Regions from separate parts of the Homo sapiens genome. Here region 2 is linked to region 1. Evidence: chromatin loops called from intact Hi-C (ENCODE). Cell type or tissue: PC-9. All regions are shown on one strand.

The links. Peaks named below come from ENCODE experiments on the same cell type or tissue, not always from the same donor. Only the 100,000 strongest peaks of a DNase experiment are listed, where the experiment ranks them.
Region 2: it touches region 1 in a loop (4-fold over the local background); 10 of 110 quality-filtered maps call a loop at or near these places.

Annotation. Positions count from the first base shown.
Region 1 is chr1:223,809,026-223,814,025 of GRCh38, forward strand. It overlaps TP53BP2 (tumor protein p53 binding protein 2), which reads right to left. Exons shown (of 18, transcript NM_001031685.3): 4 at 1,406-1,488. Among named protein-coding and RNA genes, the nearest start is that of TP53BP2, 34 kb to the right of the region's middle. In PC-9, a CTCF peak has its summit at 2,816; DNase peaks (open chromatin) are centred at 1,066 and 2,786; H3K27ac peaks cover 2,317 bases.
Region 2 is chr1:224,104,808-224,109,807 of GRCh38, forward strand. All of the region lies in intron 2 of LOC105373056 (a long non-coding RNA gene), which reads right to left. It also overlaps the pseudogene RN7SKP49. Among named protein-coding and RNA genes, the nearest start is that of FBXO28, 6.8 kb to the right of the region's middle. RefSeq lists an enhancer at 1,959-2,028. In PC-9, a CTCF peak has its summit at 2,124 (motif pointing left); a DNase peak (open chromatin) is centred at 2,024.

The sequences.
Region 1 (5,000 bases):
CGCTTTGGAAACACTTTGCAGCTTTTTAAAAATATATATATAAAGATATAATATATCTCTTTAATAGAAACACAGTCTCACTTTGTTGCCCAGGCTAGCCTCAAACTTCTGGCTTCAAGTCATCCTCATGCCTCAGCCTCTAGTTGGTGGAGGAGAAGATACATTGTGTCCATATGCACTAAAACAACGGCTAAGATCATTTTTATCATCTGCATTTCATCTTTTCATCATTGTAAGATAATTATTAAATCAAAGAAAAGCTCAGGCACCATGGCTAACGTCCGTAATCCCAGCACTTTGGGAGGCAGAGGTGGGTGGATCACTTGAGGTCAGGAGTTCGAAACCAGCCTGGCCAACATGGTGAAACCCCGACTCTACTAAAAATACAAAAATTAGCTGGGTGTGGTCACAGGCACCTGTAATCCCAGCTACTCGGGAGGCTGAGGCAGGAGAATCGCTTGAACCCAGGAGGTGGAGGTTGCAGTGAGCCGAGATCACACCACTGCACTCCAGCCTGGGCAACAGAATGTGACTTCATCCCAGAAAACAATAAAATAAAATAAAAATAAAAATAAGTAAATCAAAGAAAAGAAAAAGAAGAATCTGAAGAAAGACACAGTAGGAGAAAATGGTACTTAAGATCATCTGAATTCTACTATAAATGTACTGATGATTGGAGAAAGGTAGTTTAGCTAATCCCTAATGGCACTAAAAATAGTGACCGCTGAAAAGAAATGTCTTCAAAATATACCAAAGATGCATGCTCAAATTCACATGCAATAGCGAGAGTATAAATATATAATTTTCCTTTTTTTTTTGAGACAGAGTGTCACTCTTGTTGCCCAGGCTGGAGTGCCATGGCGCGACCTAGGCTCACTGCAATCTCTGCCTCCCGGGTTCAAGAGATTCTCCTGCCTCAGCCTCCTGAGTAGCTGGGATTACAGACATGTACTACTACACCCGGCTAATTCTGTATTTTTAGTGGAGATGGGGTTTCTCCATGTTGGTCAGACTGGTTTTGAACTCCTGACCTCAGGTGAGTCACCCACCTCAGCCTCCCAAAGTGCTGGGATAACAGGCGTGAGCCACTGCACCCGGCCAATTTTGCATTTTTAATAAAGTGATGATTGCAACAAATAAAATCACCAAATAAGAAATACTTCCTCAAACTTGCTCAGCATTTATTTTGTCTGAATTTGTGTCACATTAAACATACAACTTCTTCCAATAGTCAGCCATATACAGATCATTAAAATTAATAGTTTCTATGAAACAAATTTAAAATAACCTTTAAAAAGCGGCCATCCTTAGCCCATTGAATAACAAAGTAATAATGAATAAGATTTAAAGTTAAAAAATATGTATCACTGTGGTATATACAGTATGGATAAAAACAACAACTTACACCGTTCTCCTTTCTTCGATATTCACCAGGAACTTTTACACCATTTCTTTTTAAACTTGGATCCTGAGATCTTGGTCCACTCACTAAGGACAAAATTCAAAAACTATGCATTAACACTAGAGTTGACAGATATTTTAAGAACCAGTTCATTTCTGAGTTCTGTCATTACTGTTTGATATTTTAAGTTGAATGTATTCTTAAAACAAAATATTTTCTAATAGCAATGGACTTAAGGTCTCATAACTCAGTGTGTTTTGCAAAATTAATTTCATGGAACAGTGAATACTCAGCACTACTAAATATCACATGCCACCTATTCATTAGGAAAGCTGTCTGATTCACATACCAAAGGAGGAAAAATTAACAAACGTAATGTACTTCTGACTATGAGTAATTCATACCATTTGCTTATAGTTGCTCTTCCTAGTCATCTATTTAGCTACTCAGTAGTTAAACCAAGAAAAACTTCACTGAAATAGTTGAAAATTACATCAATGCATCCTTGTACTCGCTAACAATATTTTTAACTTATTATGAGAAGAAAGCACTTAAAAAAAGGAACAAGTAGTATCTTAATTATTTGGTTTATTGCAAACATTTTGTGGTAATTTGTAAGTACTATGAGGTACTTCCACATTTATTTAAGCAAAATATTTGTTTAAGTTTGTGAAGGTACTATCCAGAAACACTATATATTCTGCTTTTTTGGCTAAAAAGAATTTTTAAAGCCAAAATACATGGGTCTTTCAGTACCACTTAATGTATCATAAAAGGAAACGTCTTAATTTAAACTAATACATTATAAGAAGCAAATAATACCAACAGAGAATTTTAAAAATATATTAAGCTCATACCTGTACTTCCCAGAAATTAAAAAAATTATCAAATTACCTCCCAAGAAACTTAAGTAAAATGTCTATTATAACTGTCAGGAATCTTAGCACAAATTCCCATTGCTAATAAACAAATAAATAAACATGTCTACTCAGAGCCAAGTATCACACTTGCACCTAATTCTAATATGATCAGCTTTTATTTTTAAAATGCAGCTCAATTATCTGGCAAAATAGCTCAGGTAATCTGCCACAATATTTCTGTAAGAAAAAAAAACTTCTATAATTTCAGAATAATTGCTTTCTTTGCTGTCTTAAAGAGAGAGCACTTAACTAGTTTCTCCTTTGTATCATCAGTTACCTAATTAAAGTAAGCAATAAGAGCCTTAAACATAATTTCATATACATTCAGGGTCACAGGTCCTAATTGAATTGGAAAAAGAATATGGTGACAGTCTCCTAATCCTTAATCGAGAGGTCTAGACCAAAAACAGTAAGTTAACACCTTAATAAAGGAGACTGAAAAACAATCCTTGTTTTATCCCAATTTCAACACTATGTGGCACTGGTGTTTTGTGACAACGTGAAAACAGCTCCTTTATCTTCAGATTATATTTCTCACATTACTGACACTGAAACTGCATATTGCACTATTGAGAGACTATTTAATAATTTATCCAGTACTATACAGCAAGATATTTGAACAGGTAGATGAATGGGTAAAATTCAACTAATTAGATGAGTGCATGTGATGTAAATAGAGAACAAAAAAAAAAATAAGATGCAAATGCCAATATAAAACTACAAAAAAAAAAAGAAAAAAGCCTACGGAAAAAAATACATGTTTACTTAAAATAAAATTACAGACACCAGTGATACTGAAAGGCAACCAGGTAGCTTGGCTGAGGTGATTCAGGTTCCACTCCTGGCTCTGCCTCTAGGTGTGTGGCCTCTGACAAGTCACTTAACCCCTAAGTATCAGCATTTCTCATCTGTAGGGTAGAAGGGGCCAAACTAAGTCAATTCTGCCCCTCAGCTAACCCGTACTATAAATTTAATCATTCCTAATGGTCAGGTACCATATAGACACTTGCGTTAATGCAACAGTTAGTTAATAAAACTGAACTTTTTTTTTGGAGACGGAGTCTCGCTCTGTCGCCCAGGCTGGAGTGCAAATGGTGTGATCTCGGCTCACTGCAACATCCGCCTCCCGGGTTCAAGCGATTCTTCCACTTCAGCCTCCCAAGTAGCTGGGATTACAGACGCCCAGCTAATTTTTGTTTTTTGTTGTTGTTGTTGTTGTTGTTTTCGTTTTTTCAGATGAGTCTTGCTGTGTCGCCAGGCTGCAGTGCGTGGTGCCATCTCGGCTCACTGCAACCGCCAACTCCCTGATTCAAGCGATTCTCCCGCCTCAGCCTCCCGAGTAGCTGGGATCACAGGCACATGCCACCATGCCCAGCTAATTTTTGTATTTTTAGTAGAGACAGGGTTTCACCATGTTGGCCAGGATGGTCTGTCTCGATCTCCTGACTTCGTGATCCTCCCGCCTCGTCCTCCCAAAGTGCTGGGATTACAGGCGTGAGCCACCATACCCGGCCTAATTTTTGTATTTTTAGTAGAGACAGAGTTTCGTCATGTTGGCCAGGCTGGTCTCAAACTCCTGATCTAAGGTGATCTACCCACCTCAGCCTCCCAAAGTGCTGGGATTACAGGCATGAGCCACCGCGCTCAGCCAAAACTGAGCTTTTGTAATGTCCAATAACCCTGCTCGTTCTCCCACATCCTACAAGACTGCTGGGTCACAGGGATGGCTGTGTCCCCAGTGTCTACTGCTGCTTCCCACCCACACTCTCTCTCCACCCTCCCCCTACAGTCATCTATAAACTCTGGTCACAATCCCTGGTCACTAACGATGTGACCAACTGACTCCCTTGTTCTCTCCACCTCCAAGTCCTGCCTTCATTCTGGATGACATTACCGCCCAAATGCTAGCCTCTCAGTTCTAGCTTTCTCGTCTCCACTCTAATTCAGCCTCATTTCAGGGCCCCACCTGGGACCACAACACTAGAAGCCCTCTACCTCCGAAATTTTCAATTCAAACCTTCTGTTTTTTGACCACTATTTCCTTTCAATCTCAGGCGTCTCACTCATTTCCTCTCACACCTGTTCTTTCATCTAACTGAGACTCACAGCCTCTTAACTCTGTCTACTCTTTCCCCACAGCCCCTCCTGTCTTCACTTCTTCCCCACCCAGCTAAGGTATCACCTTGCCAATACCCTCTTCTCCCCTGTCCCACTGAACTCCCATTGAATTTGTCTAGAAACCTTGGGTTTTCTAGACAATTGCCTAGAAAAATTTGTCTAGACACCTTTGTTTTCTTCTCTTCTTACAACCCACCTGGGCTGTAGACCACCACTGGAGAAAAATCATGTATGGTCTCATGGTCTCTAATCTCAACTGGCCTCAATGGTTCCCAGCAGTCTGGCTTCCCTAGTAAGCCCTCTCTCCTAATCTCCAAAACAGCTCCAGCTTCCCACCCACCTCCATCATCACTCCTACCTCAGAGAAAACAAATGTTTTTAGATGAGAAATCCCTCAACTTACTCCCACAAAATGCACAAATTTAGCCACATCTGCCACAGTTTTATTTCTGTCCTGTTATTATGGAAGAGGGATCCTTCCTCTTGTCTAAGAGGACTTTCTGCCTCAGGGCTGTGGAAGGACCTAATCAGGGACCCTGCCTAACAAGTATTTCCTTTCT
Region 2 (5,000 bases), 300 kb after region 1:
ACACAGCAGTGTAATAGACATTGGAGACTCAGAAGCAGGGAGGGAGGTGAGAGATGAAAACTTACCGGCTGGGTACAATGTACACTATTTAGGTGATGGGTACACTAAAAGCCCTGACTTCACCATTATGTAATTCATTCATGTAACCAAAAACCACTTGTACCCTAAAGCTATTGAAATTAAATAGTAATAATTTTAAAAGATGCAATTGATTGATAAAGTATAAGATTGTCTTGAAAACTTACATTTGTTACAATAATTTCAGTCTTGTGTAAAGCTGCTAGAGCTAGTCCACTGATTAAAGACTCTCTAGGAAGTGTTACCATATCAACAAATGCAATCAGATCTAAAAAGAAAAAACAAAAAGAATGAGGGAGATGAAGAGAGGTAGAGGAACGGCCAGTGGAATAGAAGGAAAATCAGGATGGCATATTGACCTAAAAGCCAAGTGCAGGAAGTGTTTTAAAGAGGGTAGAATCATCAACTGTGTCAAATGCTCCTGACAAGTCAAGTAAGATGAGTACTAAGAATTGACCCTTGGATTTAGCAATGTGGAGGTCCCCAGAGAACTTAATAAGAGCCATTTTGATGATATGGTCAGAGTAAAAGCCTGATTGAAGTGGGATCAAGAGAGAATACGAGAAGAGAAATCGGAGGCAGCAGCAAGAATGGCCAACTCTTTAAAGACGTTTGGCTGTGAAGAGAAGGAGAGAGATGGGGTAGTAGCTAGAAGAGTAGATGAAGCGAAGAGATGTTTTCCTAAGATGGGAGAACTAATGGCATGTGTATATGTGGAAGAGAAATAGAAGCAATCAGAAGAAACATCCACAGACTCTTACATTTACCCATCAGTCTGCACCTACCTGTGTGCTCTGCCTCCTCTTCTGTTACTTCAGATGAACTTTTTCAGTTCCCAGCTAACACCCGTGTTTCCACTTGCATAAAAGATCCTGTCCTCTCTCCTCTACTCAAGAAATCAGCAATTCCTTCTCTCCCACCAAAGTTTCCTTGTCTCCCACTAAAATTTCTCTCTTTACCTACTATTTTGACATTGAAATAAAAAGTCAGGTCAATAGTTGGATGGGGGATCGAAGGTTTGAGAAGAGAGGAGAAGATGTAAAATAATCATTTAGAAAAAGAGTAGAGGAAGTGAACTTGGAAAATATGCAGTGACTTCAGGGTAGCAGTAGAACCCACTGGAGGGTCACAATTACAAAGTTAAAGTGAAAACAGTCAGCAAGGTTGCATATATTTTGGTAGCCACTCTCAGCTCTCTAATGCAGGAAGGAGTAAGTAGAGAGTTGGATTTAACAATATTCTAACCTGGCCGGGCGCGATGGCTCACACCTGTAATCCCAGCACTTTGGGAGGCTGAGGCAGGCAGATCACCTGAGGTCAGGAGTTCAACATGGTGAAACCCCCTCTCCACTAAAAATACAAAAATTAGTCAGGCGTGGCGGTGGACGCCTGTAGTCCTAGCTACTCGGGAGGCTGAGGCAGGAGAATTGCTTGAACCCAGGAGGCAGAGGTTGAAGTAACTGAGATCGCCCCACTACACTCCAGCCTGGGCAACAGAGTGAGTGAGACTCTTTAAAAAAAAAAAAAAGACTTAATAACTGTAGCAGGGAATTGGAACAATGAGGGATTGGCTAGTAAGAAGTAAAGAAAACTCTAAAGAATAAAAGAATAACAAATAAAGTAGCAGCCATGTTCTTTGAGCTGGGATAGAGTATCCAGGGAAAAGGCTCCCCAGGCCCAGGACCCAGATCTTGGAGGGCACAGGTATGGCTCACTAGGCAGCAGAGAAATTCTTGTGATTCTGTGCTGGCAGAACTGGCTGGAAATCTGCCCTTTGGAATTTACCAGAAATCTGTCCTCTAGGATGTCAGGGAAAGCAGGTCATGGAGAGGTGTCGCACCAGACACTTTACTACAAAGCCATTCAAGGGAGAAGGTGATGCCAAGGGAAGCTGCTGGTCAATGGGTGCTACTGACTACCCTGCCAGGCAGGACATGGTGCTGGAGAATCTGCCCGTGTGCTGCAGGAGCTGCCAAGCAAGCACACCGTAACCAGGAAGCAAAACTCTTTGCTCTTGCAATGTCTGCCCAGAGCCCTCTACTGACATAGCTTCACACTGCGCCAGCTGATAAAGAAAAAAACATTTAATGGGCCCGTTAGTATTTTCACAAAGCAAGCAAAAAAGGGTGAATATAGAGCTCAGAGGCAATTAAATGATAATTGACACAAACATTTTTTAAATAATTAAAAGCAAAAACAATCACCACTGGTCTACAGAATTAAAGTCCAAAATCCTGTGCACACATGCACTTCTCTCATCTTTTGGATGTTTACCTAATTCATGCTATTTGCTTTTACTGTTACCTTTGTTTGAAATGTCCTCACACCCTTTTTCAACTTTTAATTAACAAAACCACTGCAAGTATCCCAACATCATCATCCTTCTAAGTCAAGCTGAAAAAGAACCTTCTCCATGAAACTTTCCCTGGTGTTCCCATAAGTTTTGTTTACACACCTTTCTAATGGCAGAACAGAGGCAGCTGAATCACATGTCCAGAATAGTCCAGGAAATTAAGCTTTTCTTCCTGAATATACAACTTTAGGAAAACTGCACATGAGAAAATAAGGAAACACCAGTCCAGTCTGCCAGGTCAATGGAATAAATTCAGGCCATCAATGTGGTGACTGGTACTGCAGCCAGATTCATATCATCCCCAGGGTGGGAAATATTGTTTATATCTTAGTATCTTCCTAGCATTACCCATGTAGCAATCAATAAACACTTGCTGAATTGAAAGTCTAGTGGACTACCTTTTTCTGGAGTCAAACTTTAAATTTTAAAAAATTTATCTAATCATAAAATTTCATATATTAGTCATGATAGAAAATGTCTTATCTAGTCAAAAGATGGATCTTTAGGCTGGGTGCAGTGGCTCACGCTTGTAATCCCAGCATTTTGGGAGGCCAAGGCAAGCAGATCACTTGAGGCCAGGAGTTCTAGACCAGCCTGGCCAACATGGTGAAACCCCGTCTCTACTAAAAATATAAAAACCAGCCGGGCATGGTGGCTTGTGCCTGTAGTCCCAGCTACTTGGGAGGCTGAGGCACAAGAATCTTTTGAATCTGAGAGGTGGACGTTCCAGTGAGCCAAGATCACACCACTGCACTCCAGCCTGGGTGACAGGGCAAGACTCTGTCTTAAATAAATAAATAAATATTTAAAAAGATGGATCTTTAAAAACACAGTTAATTGCAATCCATAGAAACTTCAAATCTCTTTTTAGTTAGGATATGAGCTCTTCCTTCATTCTTTCTAAATATATTACAAATCTGCTAGCAAATAGAAAAATAATATCTAGTTTTAGCTTCTTTTTTAATATATAAAGCCCATCTTCCTATGGAGGTACCATTGAATAGGCTAGATCACCCCTCACCATGTCCCACCACACCCAACACCCCCCATCTCCTCAACACACACCCTAACCAGGGAAGCAGAAGAATAACAGAGTCCTCATTGTAGTAAATTGATTTTAACACCTTTAATCAGAGGCATTCCAAACCCCACCCATTTGCAGTCTCAGTTCATCCTCATTTCAACTGTGTGATATAAGAGAGGTAATATTCTCCCCTTTTACAAATATGAAACTAGAAACACACAGATCTTAAGAAGCATGTGTCCATCTCATACCCGAGACCACTGTCTTGCAAAGGTCCTATTGTAGTCTGTTGGCATAAAACTATATTTAGAACCTAGAACTACTCTTGAATTCAAATATTTGTATTAGTTACAAATAATTGTTGTGATTGGAAAGCATATCCAAAACAAGCACTGATTTTAATAATTGAAACAAATCCAAAACAAACATTGATTTTAATAATTGAAACAAAGAAACCATTTGCTTTGAAATTCTCTTATTAAAAATATGTACGGGCTCACACCTGTAATCCCAGCACTTTGGGAGGCTGAGGCGGGCAGATCGCTTGAGCTCAAGAGTTCCAGACCAACCTAGGCAACATGGTGAAACCCTATCTCTACAAAAATACAAAAATTAGCCAGTTGTGGTGGTATGCACCTGTAGTCCCAGCTACTTGGGAGGCTGAGGTGGAAAGATGGCTTGAGCCCAGGAGGCGGAATTTGCAGTGAGCTGAGATCATGCCACTGCACTTTAGCCTGGGTGACAGAGTCAGACCCTGTCTCAAATAAATAAATAAATATGAACTTAAATAAATTTTAAAATGTAGGAGATATAAGGGCACAAATCCAATATACATAAACAGAACCATTTGAATGAGCTACTGGCAGGAACTGGTTTAAATTGTTCCCTACATTGTATTTACTCTATTGTTAGATCAGTATTATTCTATTCAATGTATTCTATTGTTAGGTCACCTAATCTGGATGTTAACTAGCTGTCTGCCAGTGGAGAGTTAAGGGAGTGGGAAGGCTTTTCATGTGTCCACTTCAAGCAAACAAGTAATGATTGGATTTACAAAATAAAGTTAGAGAGTGATGATTCATATTTTAAAGGATTTTCTATGGGTTTCCTTTAAATGAGTTTCCATAATGAATTTAAAGCATGATTCTATTTACAAAAATTATATTTCAACCTAACCTATCAAGAAGCCATCTAGTTTTAATTAAAAAGGTAGAAAATGAATTTAATTAAGACTAAGTTGTAATGGGTTCTATGAAGAGATAGCAATATCATAGAAGAAAAGTAAAATTACAATCTATTAGTGGAGATAAAACTAACATATTATAAATATGCAAACATGTCAGAAAGAGTCAATCATAAAGCATATGTTGAATGCTAAACAACCCAAAGTAGGAGAATCAAAGGAACAACTTCAAAACTTTTGCAACAATCATAGGTAAAATGATAATTGTTCACATGCCAAGTGAATGGGGAAAGGATGCCAATTCTAACAAGCTCAACACCACCAATTAATTTCTTTGCTTCAGTTGCCCCCACTTCCCTTAA